Linked DNA regions of Homo sapiens: region 2 is linked to region 1. A link is a loop called in an ENCODE intact Hi-C map of the cell type or tissue named here. Cell type or tissue: endothelial cell of umbilical vein. All regions are shown on one strand. Links, peaks and the distances in the headings refer to the core of each region. The heading gives the core; the rest is flanking DNA.

Region 1 (8,265 bases), core at 1,990-6,989:
CATTTGTCTAGTTCAGAGTTCATAGCACACAAAGGGGGAAAGAAAATAATAATAATGGAAACCGTTTTAACCCCACCAGCTGCCCCGCCTCCATCACAACAACAGAAACAAGAACAACAACGACAACTCCCTCACCCTGTGCCCTGTGTGGTTAACTCCAACACAACCACAGCCCCCGTGCCGGAAGCTGTGTGTGGCTGAACGTCCCGATGTGATACTGAAATATGTGTAGAGGAAATGCCTCTTCTGACCCCTCAGTGAAGCTTGAAACTTGAAGGAGCTGATTGACATTTGAAGAAAGCAGCTATTTTTGTGTGTGTGCAATTTTCCCGGATGAAGAAAATTGTCCAGCTCTCCCTCTCCGTTGCTCAGCCCTCCCCCAGAGGCTACATCTCATACCAAGCAGTGGGCTCTAAGGGCAGGTCTGCTTGTGCTGTGAGGACACAGGTGACGTCTTTAAGGACCTTCTTTCCTGCTCCAGTATACCACATGTTGTGGTCAGCTCCCTGTAAGGCAGATATTGCAGCCACCTTTTCTTTCCAGGTTTACCAAAATAAATGCAGGGGGAACTATGGATGGAGCATTTTTTGCCCTGTTTGACAGGAAAGTGGCTGTTTGATCTTCCTTTGTGCTATAGGAATCTTCAGAAATCTCTTGGAAAATCTCATAAACCTATGTTAGTGGCCACATATGGGATCCATTAACTCCTCATTTCTGCTTGTTCTTAGCAAATTTTTGTCTGGTGACAACATAAAAACTTTGGATTGTTTTTGTTTTGCTTCACACCAGAGAGAACTCTGTTGACTGGCTTTAGTTTTGAGAAAATATTCAGCAAAAAGCAGACCGGGTTTGGAGTGAAATAACTAATTCTAAGTAAAGCTTGGTGGAACATTTGGTTCATGAGGAAGTAGGGGGACATTTTTCTTCTTTGGGTTTCAGGGGGATTCCAGAGTTGCCAGTGTTCTGGGAAGACGTCTCCTTTTCTGATGAAATTGAATAAGAAATCCGGGCTTTCTTCCTATCTCCAACTATGTGTATGGTGTGATTTTGGAATAGTGGAGTGGTCTCTCTTAGTTTCTCAATGTTTGTTTTCTAAATAGAGGACAAAGCAGCAACATACTCTTTTGCAAGACACGCCAATATCCTTAGATAAAAAGGTGTTAAATAATGACATCATACCAGTATTTGGAACTAAAATTACTCGTGTATGACAAAAACCAGATTGGAGGATGTTAACTCAAAGTAGACAGAGAGAAATTTAGAAGAAAATTGGCTTTTATTTTTCTGTTTTAAGTAATTAATAAATGAAACACAACAATCTGCGCTTTCACCCACAGGCAGCATCAGGGGACATCAAACATTGCCTTTGAAGTGGGCCCCCAGTAGGGAGGACCCCACTGTTCAGGCTACTTTATAGTGGTAATATACTGTCTGGAAAAAACAGATGCCAAGAAATTGTGCAGATTGTATCTCTGAGCATCTGAAACCCTAAAACTTCAGGGGGCCAAGGAAGGTCCCAGCCCTTTGATTTTTTTTCTCTTAAAAAAAAAAATTGGCCTAAAGTATTAAATTGAAACAGGCACTTCATTTCTTTCCTTCATTTCTCCCTTCACCTCAGGAGACCTACGTTAAATTCCACTTAGATCACAGCTAGATGTGGGTTTGATGGTCTCAAGCCACCTTTTAACTGTACGTTCATCCCATAAATAGAAGACGAATAAAGATGTCAAACTTCATCCATATGATATTCTGACACACGTGGCTCTCTCTGTTAAAGAGGAGCTCAGATGAAGATGGGCTACAATGGATTCTACAGAGCAGAGAACTGCAACAAACCACAGTGAATTTGCACACATAAACAAGAGCAGTGTGGATTACAAGACGGTAGTTGGCAGAGATTCACTTGTCAATGTCGTTCTGAATGGATGTTTGCAGAAGGACAGCAATTGGGCTGGTGAATTCAGTGTGGGCCACTTTCCTAAAGCCATCGTCATCAAACTTTGTGTTTAAATGTCTGTTTTCCAGGGCAAGCCAAGTAAGGCCTATGCTTAAAACAAGGTGTTTTGAAATCAGATTTAGCTCTTCATGTTCTGAGTAAAGATACAGGGATACTAATTTGGGGATTATGCTATTAAGATTTACACATTTATCTGTGTCCTAACTAGGCAAAGAACCAAATCTAACAACTGGAAAGCAAGAAATATACTGCCAAATATTGGTAATTTCTTCCCTGGAATACTCATGGCTATTTTTAGTTTGTTAATGTAAAAAGCAGTGAGATGAAAAGTGAAGTGATCTGTTTCCAGAAGAAAAACCGGTCAAATCTTCATTAATAATTCCTGTAGAACGCTCCATGGGCCTTTATCTGACAGCGTGACAAGCTGAACTAAACAACAGAGACTGTAGGAATGTAAAAGACATAATCTTAACACCAAACCTTCTGAAGATTTGGCTGTCATTTTACATTAAAGGCAAAGGGTAAAAACCTCCATTGAACAGACAGAGTTTGCAGCATGATTATAGTGCTAAAATTTAGTGGGGAAGAAAAAGCTGACATCAGAGTTAGTAAATGGTGGTGTTGCAGGGTATCGAACAACTAAGCTTTCTTTGCATGACTAGCTGGAGGTTTTTGAGTGTGACGGATATGACGCAGGTATGATGAGATGTAATTTAATGATTTTTAGGCCTGGTGACAAATCTTCATTATCAATAAAGACCGTGTAACAAGTGTTGAGCTATAACCATTGCATAAAAACTAACTCAAGAGTCTAGACTCTGCTTATATTTCCATATAGTGATTTATACTTCCCAATGTCTTTACATATTATAGTGTCTATTGAATCATGACAATGCTATGGGGCAGTCAGGGTAAACATTATTATGCTCTTCTACAAATGAGGAGCTCAGTCAGAAATACAAAAGGACTTGTCCAGGGTTAATTACCTGGTAAATATCTGGGTTGAGATTAGATCCAGTTTTTCTGCCTTTGTACCTGTGCTTTTGCTCTCTCTGTCTCTCTCTCTCTCTCTCCATATATATATATATACACACACACACACACACACACACACACACACATATATATATAAAAATACAATATATTTTAATTTTATCTTTATTTTTTAGAGACAGGGTCTTGCTCTGTTGCCTAGGCTGGAATGCAGTGGTGTGATCATACCTCACGGCAATCTTGAACTCCTGGACTCAAGCAGTCCTCACCATTCGGTCTACCAAGTAGCCAGGACTACAGGCATGAACCATCACATCCAGGCAGGTTTTTTTTTTTTTTTTAATTTTTATTTTTTATGGAGGCAGGGGCTTGTTATGCTGCACGGGCTGGTCTTGAACTCCTGGCCTCAAGTGATCCTCCTGCCTCAGACTCTCAGAGAGCTAGGATGATAACTGTGAGCCATCATGCCTGGCCTCAATATATTTTAAAAATAAAAACAAGTGCAAGCTGCAAAAGTTGAATAGATCAGTGTCTATCCAGGCAAAGATTTCAGAAAAGAGTTAGAGTTAGCAAGAATAGATATAAAGGCAATGAGCAAGGGCTATGGGAGCACATTTATGTTGCAGCTCCTCAAAGTTGCAGGTCTTCTTGTCCATCATGTGAGCAAAATTAAGGCAGGAAATTGTCTGTTATTGTGGTGTGGCTACTTTTCCTAAGATCACATGATAATTCATAATTAATGATACACTAACAGTAACTCACACTTCTAAAGTACTTATTTTATGTCAGGCTGTATTCTAAGCCCTGTACTGTACATCGATTCATTTACTTCCTATGGGGTAGGTTTTAATATTATTCCCATTTTATTGACAAGGAACCTATAACTTCATCTGTCAGAGTTTTTAGCTGGGAATCATTCTGCAATAAGGTTAAGAGGTATTATAGAAGTCTGTTTGGGCCAGCCTTTAAAATAGTGTACATAATATCTCAGGCTGCAGAGAGAGAGAGAGAGAGATGAGAGGAAAGAGAGAAAGAAAGATGGTGGGAGTGGTGAAGGCTGGGAAGGCATCTCTCTCTCTCCTCATTCTCTCTCTCACTTTATCAATATTTCCTGAGCACACCCTGTCAATGCTCCCTTTGTTAATAACCTTTCAGTTCTTTCAGAGCAAAGGTTGGCCTGCAGCTTTCTCCCCTTCCTGCTGCCTGTCAGGAGAGGAAATCGCAGCTTTCAGAGGGACCTGACACAGGGGGAACTGGATAGCACCAAGGGGTCAAGGGTAAGAATGCAGGGAACAGTGAGAAATCCCAGATAGTGTCCAGCCGGGGCTAGGCAGGAAAGGCTCTGTCACATGTGCTCCTCCTGTTTGCTGTCTTTGGTTCCTGCAGGAAAGAAAATCACAGCAGATTTTGCGTGACCATGGTGCACACTCAGCCATCCAAACTGCTAGAGAACAATCGAGGGCTTTAGGGGAGGCGTTATCTGAGACTGTGGTTTTGCCAATTTCCTGTGTATAAATAAGCCAGGAAATTTAACTGAAATGATGTGGTATTGGTTAGATAACATAGATTTATGTAAAATTCATTATCAGATCCTATTGATCTAATAACCTAAGTGGCAAATCACACTGTGCGTAGTGGCAATGGGGTACGGAAAACACCTTATGAGAAGAGCACATTATGAAACCTCGCTTTGCGATCATCCAGCAGATTCCCTTCAGTGCATCTCAGTTGAAACTGAACTTCTGACCCCATTAAGAATGGGGTACAATGCATGCACCTTTCCTCCATCTATCTTGGCTGCTTCTGCTCTGCCTTGAGGACTTGGCTTTTGACAAGAACACACTTCTTCACAGAGGTCAGTGTGTCCTGATGTCAATCTCCTTCAGCACATTTTGCTCAGGGTTCAGGTCTCCCGAGTTATGAAAGGACGATCAGATACAGGCAACAAAATGACAGACCAGGAGGTCACTGGTTAAAGGGCTGGCATTGATTGTTTTGCTAGTGATGTTTCTAATTCCCATTAACTTTCACTAAGAATTATGTGTATGGAGCATGAGGAGGAGGCACGCTTATTAACTGAGTGTTACTCTCCCACTGGCAGTGAATACTACCATTTATTAATGAAGCTGCATGCTCTCAAAACATCTAATTGTAAAGATCATAGAATTTTAAACCTAGAATGGGCATTAGAGATCATTTAGTCAACTCCCTCACTTTAAAGAAGAGGAAACAGGTCCTGGGAGGCTAATCACTTACTCCAGGAAGGTCATTTAGTTAGTGGCAGAGTCAGGGCTCCACCCATACCCCACCCCCACCTATGCCACACTGACAAATTAACAAGTTTTAAATAGCTTCTAACACTTTCGGAGCCAGAGTGTGAAGTTCAATCTGTACTGCATATGGGTGCATATGGAATTTGAGGCATATTTAGTGGCTAGAGGCTATGGGCAGGTTATCTTTTAAAAATGCAAATTGCTATGTACTAAATAAAATGAATGTAAGTTTGAGGAAGTTCGTTCAGCTGGAGCTAATAGGCAATAGTGTTAATTAGTCCAAGGGAATGGGTCCAGTTTCCGCAAGGGCCAATTAGCTTCATACAATGGGGAAAAAAAAAGACTGTTTCCTAGACTTGGACTGTACCCCAAACTCAGCCCGCCTTGTCCCTGGGGAAACCAGGTGAGAGAGTGAGAATGACACAGCACAAATTCCCCTCCCCTGCTGGAAAAACAACTCAAGGCATTTCTCAGTGGAATCACCTTCCTACATTCAGGACAGATGTTTTGGAAAAAGTTGTATTAAGGCTGAAACATGGGGCTTCCTTGGAGCACATTTTCACACCCATTCTCCTCCCTTCTTTATGAAATGATGGTGACAGGGATTTTTACTGGAGTTTTGCAGATTAGCATCAAAGACCCAGAGAGGTAAAGTTATATTTTTTCACCCAGACGCAGGCAGTGAGAGAGAGCATTGGTTCAGGAGCTGGACCCAAGTCACTCGGACTTTTCATTGAACTAGATACAGCTTACCATAGGCACAGAGCTACCGCTTTCCCAACACAAAGAGGAAAAATGAAGGCATTCTGAGCTGCATTGATGTACTGGGTGTTTGCCCAGCTAGAAAGCCTGTTTCTTCTCCGTGACTGGGCCAAAAATAAAAAAAAAGAAACACGTGGTCACAATTCAACTGCAGTTTTCCTTGGCAAAATATAAACAGGCCCAAATGAGAAGTCTCCTGTAGTGCTGCCTGAAACGGCCCTGGCCCTATTTCATGAGTCCAAAATCAGCGACACATTGATGAGGATGGGGGAGGAAAGAGTGAGCACAGCAGAGAAAGGAAACTTTAAAATACACAAGTGAAGGCACAGCACATACAACTTCCATGTCTGTCTGGCCCTTTTTGGTTAATTATTGCTTATTTCAGGCCATGACTGTTTGTACAATGGTGACCTAGTTTATCCAGATTGGCTTTATCCTTTACAGAAATAACTAAAAATTTGTCAGTATCAAATGTAAAGCAGTCAAAAAGAGGCACCCAGTGTCTACAGATATTAAGTGGAGCCAAGCAACTAAGTCATAACCTTAGACACTTTACAATGTTCTCCCAGATAAAGCAGATTTTAAGCACCATAACTGAGATTGCTCCTCATTTTAACTATATTGTCTTTTGACAACATGAACACATTAACTATTGTTCAAAAAGATTTTTATACATCACTACACAATTCAGCCAGCACTTAGATTGAATTCTATTTAATCCAAGAATTCCTGACCATAATGCAGAGAGTTTGGGCAGCTTCTCTTTTACTCTTACCTAAGGTATTTTATTAAATGCTTATGGTTTCCGTGAAACTTATGTTCATAACTGAACAGAAAGCAGCCAAGACAAGCAAGAATAGCTTCTCAATGGACATTCTTTTTCCTGGCATCTCATATCCATTTGGGTGGGAGTTCAACAACAGGCTAGCAAGTTTTTCTCTTTGGGCCCGTACCAGAGGCCTGATCTCATCTGATTGTTCAGTGCTAGCATGGTGAGGTTGGGAATTATAATTGAGAACCTACTGACAATCAGGTTATTGTTTGATCTAAGCTGAGATGGTAATAGAAAGGTCAAAGTTGTTGGAAGGGGTGCAGGTATCATTTGGTCTAGCCCTCAATTCTTTCCAGTCTCTCTTCCATACCTCTATTTATAGGAAATGCACTTTTCCGTGAGGAAGCCCATTCTAGTTTTGGCCACTTCTAATTGTGATAAAGTTGTTCTTTAAAATAAGTGAAACAGGAAATTTTCCGTGACCCCTTGGGGCACCTCGCTTACTCAGCCTGCTGCAGTTAACCCCTCACGGGAGGGGGAGCACTCAGGTGAGTGGGTGCAGGAGCCAGGACAAGTGTTTCTGGGCACTGGCAGGAGCAGAACTCTGTGCAGCCTCACAGCAGCTTCTGGAGCCCCAGAGGGCATACGTTACAGTGCTCTTTTAGCTTTGCCATCCATGGATAGCTTAAGTGTTAAACAACTCAACTGCCCACATCCGTGGCTCCCAAGCTCTTGTTTGGTGTCCAAGAAGAATCAGGTCACATGAACGAATTGGAGAGTAGTGAATACAGAGGATTTTATTGCTGATGAAAGTGGCTTTCAGTGGGAAGGGGAGCTGGAAAGGGGGTGGAGCAGGCAGGTGGTCTTCCCCTGGAGTCTGGCCATCCCTGACCAGGCTCTTCTCCAAAGTCCCACCGTCAAGCCATCCTTCTGAAGTCAAGCTGCTTCTCTCTGACGTCTGGCTGCTTCTCTTCTCTCCTTCTCTGCTGCTCCTCTGCCAGTGGAGCCTGGGGTTTTTATGGGTATGGGATGGGGGACGGGGTGGGCCAGGGTGGTTTTGGAAAAGGCAACATTTGAGTGGGAAAATGGGGATGTTCTCACTTTGGGCCACGGTTCTAGGCTTGAGGGTGGGGCTTCACCAGGGACCCCTTCCTTTTCTGCCTAGAATTTCTCTGCCTCCTGTTCCCATCATAAGGAGATACTGGCTTCTTATGTAACTTTGAACCACTGGTCCTGGTCTGCCCCCTAGAACCAAAAAACACAAGTTCAATCCCTGTTCTATCTTATAGATATTATGTATTAAAATCCAGCTATCTTTAACTTATGAATTTATTCAGTTTGCAGCTTATAGTGTCTATAGTGTCTTATTCAAAGTTGAATAGACCTGTATCTTCCCATAAGGAGTCTTCAGTCCATTTGTGTTCATGTCTCTTCTTCAATCTAAAATCTCTCAGTTCTCTCAACTTTTTACAAAACACAGAAACTTCTGTAATTTGGTTCTCCTCCTC
Region 2 (8,265 bases), core at 1,123-6,122, 760 kb after region 1:
CACCCATGCCTTAGTTGTAGAATTTTAAAACTAGAAAAATTTTAGAAATTATCCAGTCTTCCTCCACTATCACCAGTATTTCAGATGAGGAAGACCGTGAAACCCGGAGAATTTGAGTTTCCTTTTAAATACCCTGATCAAGCTCTGCTACTGTAACAACTTCATGGGAGGAACTCTACTTTTAGTGAATTACACATCAATATCACTTTTTACTGTCGTTGTCATAAATACTTTAGATTTAGATAGGTCACGAATGTAGTATATTTAAGTTCAAAACTTAGAGTTTCTTAATCTGTTGAGCTGGGGAGGATTGCATGAGGCAGGATTGAGTGGGACTAGTTAAGTTGAGACGATCTGTCTGGACTCTGCATTTGTGGTGGAGATCCCATGCAATGGCAATTAGGTAGAAAGAGCATGCAACTTTGGTGACTGACAATTTGTACTTAAAAGCCAACAACAGGGAATCAGGTGTTATACTTATCCGTCCAACTACCTCTGAAATACATGAAGTTACATGTATTTAAAAGGTAAAATGAGATATTCCCTGTATCTGACCTGTGTCTAATACAACTTTGTAGGCTGTTTGAGGTTGATGTATTTTTTCCTTTTAAAGGTTTTTGTTGCTATCAATTATCTACTTTATACAGATCAGATGTGATTTGTGAAAGCAAGGAGGTATTATATGTATGATTTTTATGGGGCTTTGTAGCCCTATTAGGGATGGGTCTTTTTGGTCTTCTTGGTTCATTTCACAGTTTCTCAAACTTATGTGTGGAATCCACTTGAAGAACATGTTAAAAGATTCACATTTAGAAATTCTGGAGTGGGGCCCAGGACTGTTCTTTCGCTCCTCCTTGCCTAGCAGCCCAGGGGATTTTGATACGAGTGATTCATAATCAAACTTTGACAAGCATAGAGTTACAAGTAGGATTGTGCTTCTGATCTTTCTAAGATGCCTCTGATGATCTTTCATGTAAAAAAGAAATATTTAGCTTATTAGACCACTGACAATTTCTGGGTTTTGCCAAATCTAAAATTAGAGCCTGAAGATTGTATTTGTTTATCTTTACCGAGATTATATTTAGGAATACCTAGGAACCTAAGGAAACAAAATATTTCAATGACTTCTTTGATGCAGTATGAGGTTTTCCTTTTAATGTAGACAGTTTATTTTTGTTGGCTGTGATTCTTTTTATGCAGTCTTGTTACATTGGGCTGAGACATGGAGGTAATGAATATTTTTCTTATCTAGGATCAAAGAATACTGAAAACAGGAAAAAAAAATGTGGGTATTCAGTCTCATCTCTACCCTTAACTTTTTGATATTCCTGCCTTGCTCTCCTCAAGTGTTTTGGAATTGTTTTAAAGATATGTGTCTGGTGTTTTTAATGTTTTGTTTATAATTAAATGTCAGAATATCCTTGTTTTCACAATGGCTGCAGGTGAGTGATATCCAGTCAATTACCAGTTTTCTGTTACCTCAGCCACTGGTCAGCATAGTGTTTTCTGATAGGGCTGTACCTACTGTGAGAACAGGTTGCAGAGGACACTGATTCCTCCTTTCTACCCTCTTCCAGACCTGCCTATGCATACTAGTGAAACAGGTATTTGTTTTCTCTGGATAACACCCTCTTCGCCCTCCATTTCTCTGTCTCTCTCTTTCTTGCCCTTTTCCAAGGCCCCCAATATAAGCATTTTGGATGGGGTGGTAGAGAAAGTCCCCTTAGATTGAGAAGCCAGTAAACTTAAGTATGCTGTCAGGCTTCAAGCCAAATAAAGTGCTGAGCATGACAATTAATTGGATAACTACCAGAATACCTCTTACTGTAACTATAATTCAGAATATCCCTAGCTGAAGTTAAAAAAATGATGTTAATTAATTTGAAAGTTGCTAAGAGTCCCTATCAAATGCCTGTGCTCTGTTTGCATGCTAGGTTTTGGCATTGTGAGCAAGAGGAGACACCGATAGTGAAGCTCTATCCTTCTGCTAGGGATTTAATACTCTTGACAAGCCAGGAAATAGGTGGTCATGTCTCTATCTCAAAGATGGAGGAGAATGAAATGCTCGGGGTAAGCGTTTCAAGCCAGAGCTGTCCTGGTTGATTAAGGTCATCTGATCACTTTGCTAAGTAAAATAGGAAGATGAGGACACATGTTGAAGAGTTTGCAAGAAGAGCAAATAATTAAATATTTTCTTTTAAGCTCTGTGAAATTAACTTGGAAGTTTTGTTGCATTTCAGTTGAATAAAAATAATACACAAAAATGAGCTGGTTTTTTAAAGTGAAGAAAGAGGTGCACATAATGTTTCCTTTGTGTCTTTTGAATATTTTATTTGGAAACTAGTTAAATTTGCTTAAATACCCATTTGTTTTTGGTTTCAGGGATTTTGATGTTTGTTTTGAGATCCTCAGCAACAAATTATATTTAGAGAAATGTGGGATTGCCTATTATTAAGACATTTTAAATTGTTTGAAAATATTTTTAAAACATAATAAAAGATTTATGCTTTTTAATTTTGTATCATCAAATCCAAACTGCAACTCCTTATGTTTTAATATATAATCATACATACATATATCATATATTGGGACATTAAAGTTTAGGGAAATGCAGTTTGCAGTAATGACTTTAGATGTTCTTCCTGGCTCTCTTTAATTTTAGGCCCAAAGTTATTTTCCTAGCTGTATTCACATTAATTGTTTAGTATTTTACTGCATATTTTTGTGTTTTTACATTACAGAGATATTTGTAGACTGTTCATGAATTGTAATTCTCTTTTTAAATAACCCCCTTTTGGGGACTTTGTGTGAATTTCCCTTTGATTTATTATAGACTATAAACAACTCAACAGACTCTATTGTTTGAATAAAAAATACTAATCATGTCATATTTCTGCATCATATCCTGATCTATCCTTCAATTTTAACTTTAGAAGTAGCTTCCTCTTTGTTTTCCTGAGCTCAAGGCAGAATTCAGAACACTTAGAACAATGTATGAGACAGAATAACATTTTCAATGGGGGGAAAAAAGTTCAATTCTAATCCCTTCTCACGTTATGTTTTGTATTTTTTAAACTTGAAGTGCTAGAAAAGTAAATAATAATGATATGAATGATTTTTTTCCTTAGAAAATCAACTGTCAATTAACTAATGAATATTCTTTTTAATCAGTGTTAATTGACAAATTTCCTGCACTTACAAACTCACTGCTTGCATAATAGTTTCATTTTGACTCTTCCTGATTTCCCTTTTATGTGTTGGTAGTCCTGTTGGGTGTAATTCTGCATTATTTTCTAAATTCCCTCATCTGGAGCTAGATGGAGCTATGAGATCTTTTGTAAATGTATACAAGGCCAGTGGCTCTTCTTCATCTACTTGTGGCATTAAGTAGATTAAAACCCAATTTTAAAGCTTTCTTGTCCCTTTATTCTTAAAGACAGCATGGAAGAGAAAGTCTGGATATCTAAAACACAGTCATTAAAATGGACAGTCACACAGTTCTTTAATTATCATTTACTACTGAGCAACTCAAAAAACAAAAACCCAAACTCCCAAAATCAAAACAAAGAAAAACACCCGGCTACATATATACCTATTCTTAACACTATTGACTCAAAACTACATTAAATGTGTTTTCATTAAAAATATAATTATTTTTGTTTTGTTTTCCAAAAGATTATAATTCTCTCAGAAATCCACACAATACAGAAAATGATGGGAAAAGCATATGGCAATTGTTTTAGGACTTATCTGCCAAATTTTATACATACACATTTTATAGATAGATACATGGATAGATAGTTATATATATAACATACATGTAATATATATGTATGCATATAATTATATAAAAATGTAGAAAATATTTCACAAGGAAGGATTAAAAGTTTTGCTTAAAAGGTTTTGGATAAAATGTCATCTTCAGTTTCCCTGTATATAGGGACATTTAGATGATCTCGTCACTGTATCTTATCCATGCCTACAGAGCATTTTGGGAGGAAAGGTATTCATTTTTTGTGTTTGTTTAGTTTTTTGCTCAGCTTTTTATTGAGCTAGCTATGCGGTTTTCTTGACTTGTTATTCAGTGTGTTTAAGTCCTAAGAGATGTGCCCAGACTGCTGTCATACTGTTTAATATCTGTTAGGACAGAAGTTGTTAAAGGTCATCTACCTACTTTGAGAATCTAATTGTAATAAATTCTTCTGTGTGTTTCTCTAATTGGATTAACTTTAGCTCTATGCTGTTCACATATTTGGGTAATTATATGAATAATTTTCATTTACCTAATTTGGCAGATACTACATAAACCAAATACTTATTTGAACTCTACACCATCTTGCTTTTTAAGTTACTTGTAGGCTTTACTCTTGAGTCTTTTATTGTGAATTGTATCCTTTTAAACTTTAATGTCCCTCTATATTCTGTCCTTATTTGCTTCTCAAATCTAGAGAGGAGTAAACAGTATTTTAAACAATTTCTAAAGAAGTAAGAGGTAGGGAGGTGGTTCTTGATTTGGCTTTAATAAGCACTTCACTTGAAGAAAGGGCATTTTACTAATCTAGCTATTAGGTAAGTAAAAAGATAAAGATAATTATAATGTAATGATTATAAAATAACTAGTAGATAATTAACAGATACATAGATAGAGGTGTTACATGTGAAAGACCTGAGCAGTGAAGCTCTGCATAAGAAGGACAGACACTAAAGCGTATATCCTTTACAGGTAGAATCTTGTTCAGGATCTGCTTTTTCTTGCTTTACACACAATTTGACTAGGCTTCATTCTCAGTCTTTTACCCTAAAGAGGACGTGAATGCCATTCAGTCCTCACAACAGTAATATATGGCGAAAGCTGTTTTTCCTATCATAGCAGGCAAGGCAACTATAGCTGAGTCCAAGCCCCAGGTCTGAAAGTGGGAGATTTAGACTCGGTTGTCTGATTCTCAAGCCAGTGATTTCCCCAGCCATTCATTATTCATTTGTCCCCCAGACACTTCATCACCCATCCGCAGGACTTTCCTAAGCACGTATTTTGTGCCAGACACTCTTTTAAGTTGCTAACCATTTAATGGTATGTGAGACTGATGAGGTCTGTGCATCCATAGAATACAAATGCTTTTGAGGGTAGGCAAACAGTACATGAGTTTGAAAAACAAAACAACATGAAATTACAATGTGGTAATAAAGAAACAGGATGATGTGTGAGTAGCTAGAAACAGCCCTGGGTAGGTTGATCAGGGAATGTCTGTCTGCAGAAGTTACACCTGAGTCCACGTAATGATTCTAGCTGCAAATAAGAAAACAAAAATATAGTAGGCATCTGGCAGTGAGAGAAGAGGCAGGCTAATAGTAAACAAGAAGGGCAGATAGGAATAAAACAAAACTAATGGCCATGTGTGGTGGCTCACACCTGTAATCCCAGCACTTTGGGAGGCTGAGGGGAGCGGATCACTTGAGGTCAGGAGTTCGGGACCAGCCTGGTTAATATGGTGAAACCCCATCTCTACTAAAAATACAAAAATAAGCTGGGCATGGTGGCGGGTACCTGTAATCCCAGCTACTTGGGAGGCTGAGGCAGGAGAATTGCTTAAACCTGGGAGGCAGAGGTTGCAGTGAGCCCAGATTGCACCATCGTACTCCCGCCTGAGCGATGATCAAAAAACTCTGTCTCAAAACAACAACCACCACCACAACAAAACAAAACAAAACAAAAAACAAAACTAAGTGTGGGAGCTCTAGGTTTAGGAACAATGAATGGCCCCTTTTAGCACACATGTCTCTCATGACAGCCCTGTATTACATCAGGGTACATTAATTGATGCTTATGATGATTAAAATAATTTATACAAAAAGATGCGTGAATTCTGTTTTAAAAAGTAAGCACTCCTGAACAATTTTAGGAAAAGTACTAAATTTGAAATAAGTTTTGGTGCTTAAAATGGGTAAAGAACCAGTAGTAAAACATTCACCTCAAAAGACAATTACAATATTGGGGATGACAGAGAAGAGAGAAGGGAGGCCTAACTGTAACATTTATATTTCTTAGTTTTTAAAAGATATCCAGTACATATGGATATACAAGGTAGGGTAAAATTTTTTGTTATTTTTTTTTAAAAATCGAGGTATAATTGACCAACAAAAGGCACAGGTTTTACATGAACAGCTTGATGGGTTTTAACAAATGTAGTCACATGTGTCACCACCACTCCAACAGAGACGTAGCTGTTTTTCATTATTTCACTAAGTTGCCATGTGCCTCTTTCCAATTAGTTCTTCCCCACCCCTGAGGCAAACACTGCTCTGATTTCTATAATATCACCCTAGCTTGGTTCTACAAGTGCATATAAAAGGAATCATAGTTGCTATTTTGTGGGACTTGGGTTCTGTCATTCAATAATTTTTGTGAAATTCATCCATATTGTTGCAGGCATCAGTGGTTTGCTCCTTTTTTATTGCTGAATAGTATTCCACTGCATGAATATATCTCAGTTTATTCGTTCTCTTCTTTAGCTATTCCTGTGGTCAAGAGATGATACCTTGTGTTTTTAATTTATATCTCCCTTATCATTCATGATTTGATCTTTTTATGCTTTTTAAAGTTTAATCAAGGTTTTCAACAATTTTACTAAAATATAACTTACATACCAAGAAGTTTTCCCATTTTAAGTATACAATTCAGTGGTTTCTGGTATATTTACAGAGTGGTACAACCATCACCCTAATCTTAGGACATTTTAATCACCTCAGAAACAAGCCTTTTACTCATTGGCAGTCACTCTCCATTCCCAATCTATATAATTTTAACAGTCTTATAATTTTGTATATTCTTTATCAAAGTCCTAGTAAACAGCTCTCTCGGCTTTATATCTGTACACCTTAAGCATAGTGATGGTGTGTTGCCTTCTAGTTTTCAATTCCTTTGTGGAGCATCTTGTGAAAATCTTTAGAGGGAGTCAATTAGAACAGTACTCTCAAACTTGAATGTGCTTTCAGGTCTCCTTGATAAAATGCAGATTCTGATTAGGTGGGTCTGGGGTGGGTCTGAGATTCTGTATTTCCAACCAATTCCGACATCATGCCCACACTGCCAGCCTGGAGACCACTTTGAGCAGTGTGGTAAGAGACTTTGGTTGGCCTGCCTTGAAAGAGAAACGGTGTCACAAAGACTGTATGTTGTAACTCTTTTATCTGACAATTTATGTGCACATGAAGTTTTTGTTCTCAGAGCAGTTCTTAATCTGTTTTGAGTTTTTACAAGTTCGTTACTTCTCTTTGTAGGTATGTAAAAAGGAAATGGACTTTGAGAGTTTTAAAGGTAGGATTAAGAAGGCGGCCCTAAAAATCTTACAGTATGTCATTGGTTTGTTGATAACTCACTGAAGAGCCTGCTGAAGAATAAATAAGAAACATCTGTACAGGGTGAATCTTTCGGGTTCTCACTGGGGACCTGCTGACTCTGAGTAGGCTTTCGTCAAAGCCTCTTTGCAGGGTCTTGCCTCAGTTTCTGGATCCACTCCTTCACTGGCTTCTCCGAAAGCCTTTTTAGGACCTGGATTTGAAGAGGGAATTGTACTCCTGTTTGCAGACCATGGCAGTGGAGCCAGTTGTAAGCTATTGGCCTGAGTTTCGGAAACAGAGTGGTGTATCCATCCTTGTAACAGTCAGGGAGTGGATTATCAATGGAAACGGAAGTAAAAAGGACATACTGTATTCAGTACTCACATTGAAAACATTAATTTTGGATTTAATCTTTGCCTCATAAAATGCAATAATCCAAAAGCTCATTTCCAGAACCCTCTTTCCAAATATAATAGCTTCAACTGAATCAACGCTTGGTAAACGTGATGTATCTCTAGTTTAAATGCAAATATTTTCTTAAAGTTGGCTAGAAAGGACATTTTTGTAGAGCAAATCAAATTTTTCCACTGTTCATCATGTAATTGGAGATATGCTTCTATAGACAAAACTGTCGTTGGATTGAGTTGAAGGATTTTGATTTTATGCAAAAAATTTAGAAGTGACAGACACCCCATGCTACTCTAAGCCTTAGCAGATGCCTAGGCCTAACAAGTAAGATGCGAAGAAGACTGTACATCTTGATTTTTTTGTTTTTCATTCTTTTAACATGTTGGAACTCTGCCTCTACTCAGGGAGTTGCTCCATCACGTTCATATAGAACCCTCTTTTGAGGCCAAGTAACCCCAGGCACTCCTAATCCAGCTTCCTTGTTTTCCCTCATGTCCAATTTTTATTGGGTTTTAAGTT

What was found. Peaks named below come from ENCODE experiments on the same cell type or tissue, not always from the same donor. Only the 100,000 strongest peaks of a DNase experiment are listed, where the experiment ranks them.
Region 2: it touches region 1 in a loop (6-fold over the local background); 5 of 110 quality-filtered maps call a loop at or near these places.

Annotation. Positions count from the first base shown.
Region 1 is chr2:204,110,251-204,118,515 of GRCh38, forward strand. No RefSeq gene overlaps it. Among named protein-coding and RNA genes, the nearest start is that of ICOS, 180 kb to the left of the region's middle. In endothelial cell of umbilical vein, for the core only: no CTCF peak of the experiment used is centred there; a DNase peak (open chromatin) is centred at 4,251; H3K27ac peaks cover 2,715 bases.
Region 2 is chr2:204,868,473-204,876,737 of GRCh38, forward strand. The region is part of intron 2 of PARD3B (par-3 family cell polarity regulator beta); the gene reads left to right. Among named protein-coding and RNA genes, the nearest start is that of PARD3B, 330 kb to the left of the region's middle. In endothelial cell of umbilical vein, for the core only: no CTCF peak of the experiment used is centred there; DNase peaks (open chromatin) are centred at 2,929 and 3,309; H3K27ac peaks cover 1,081 bases.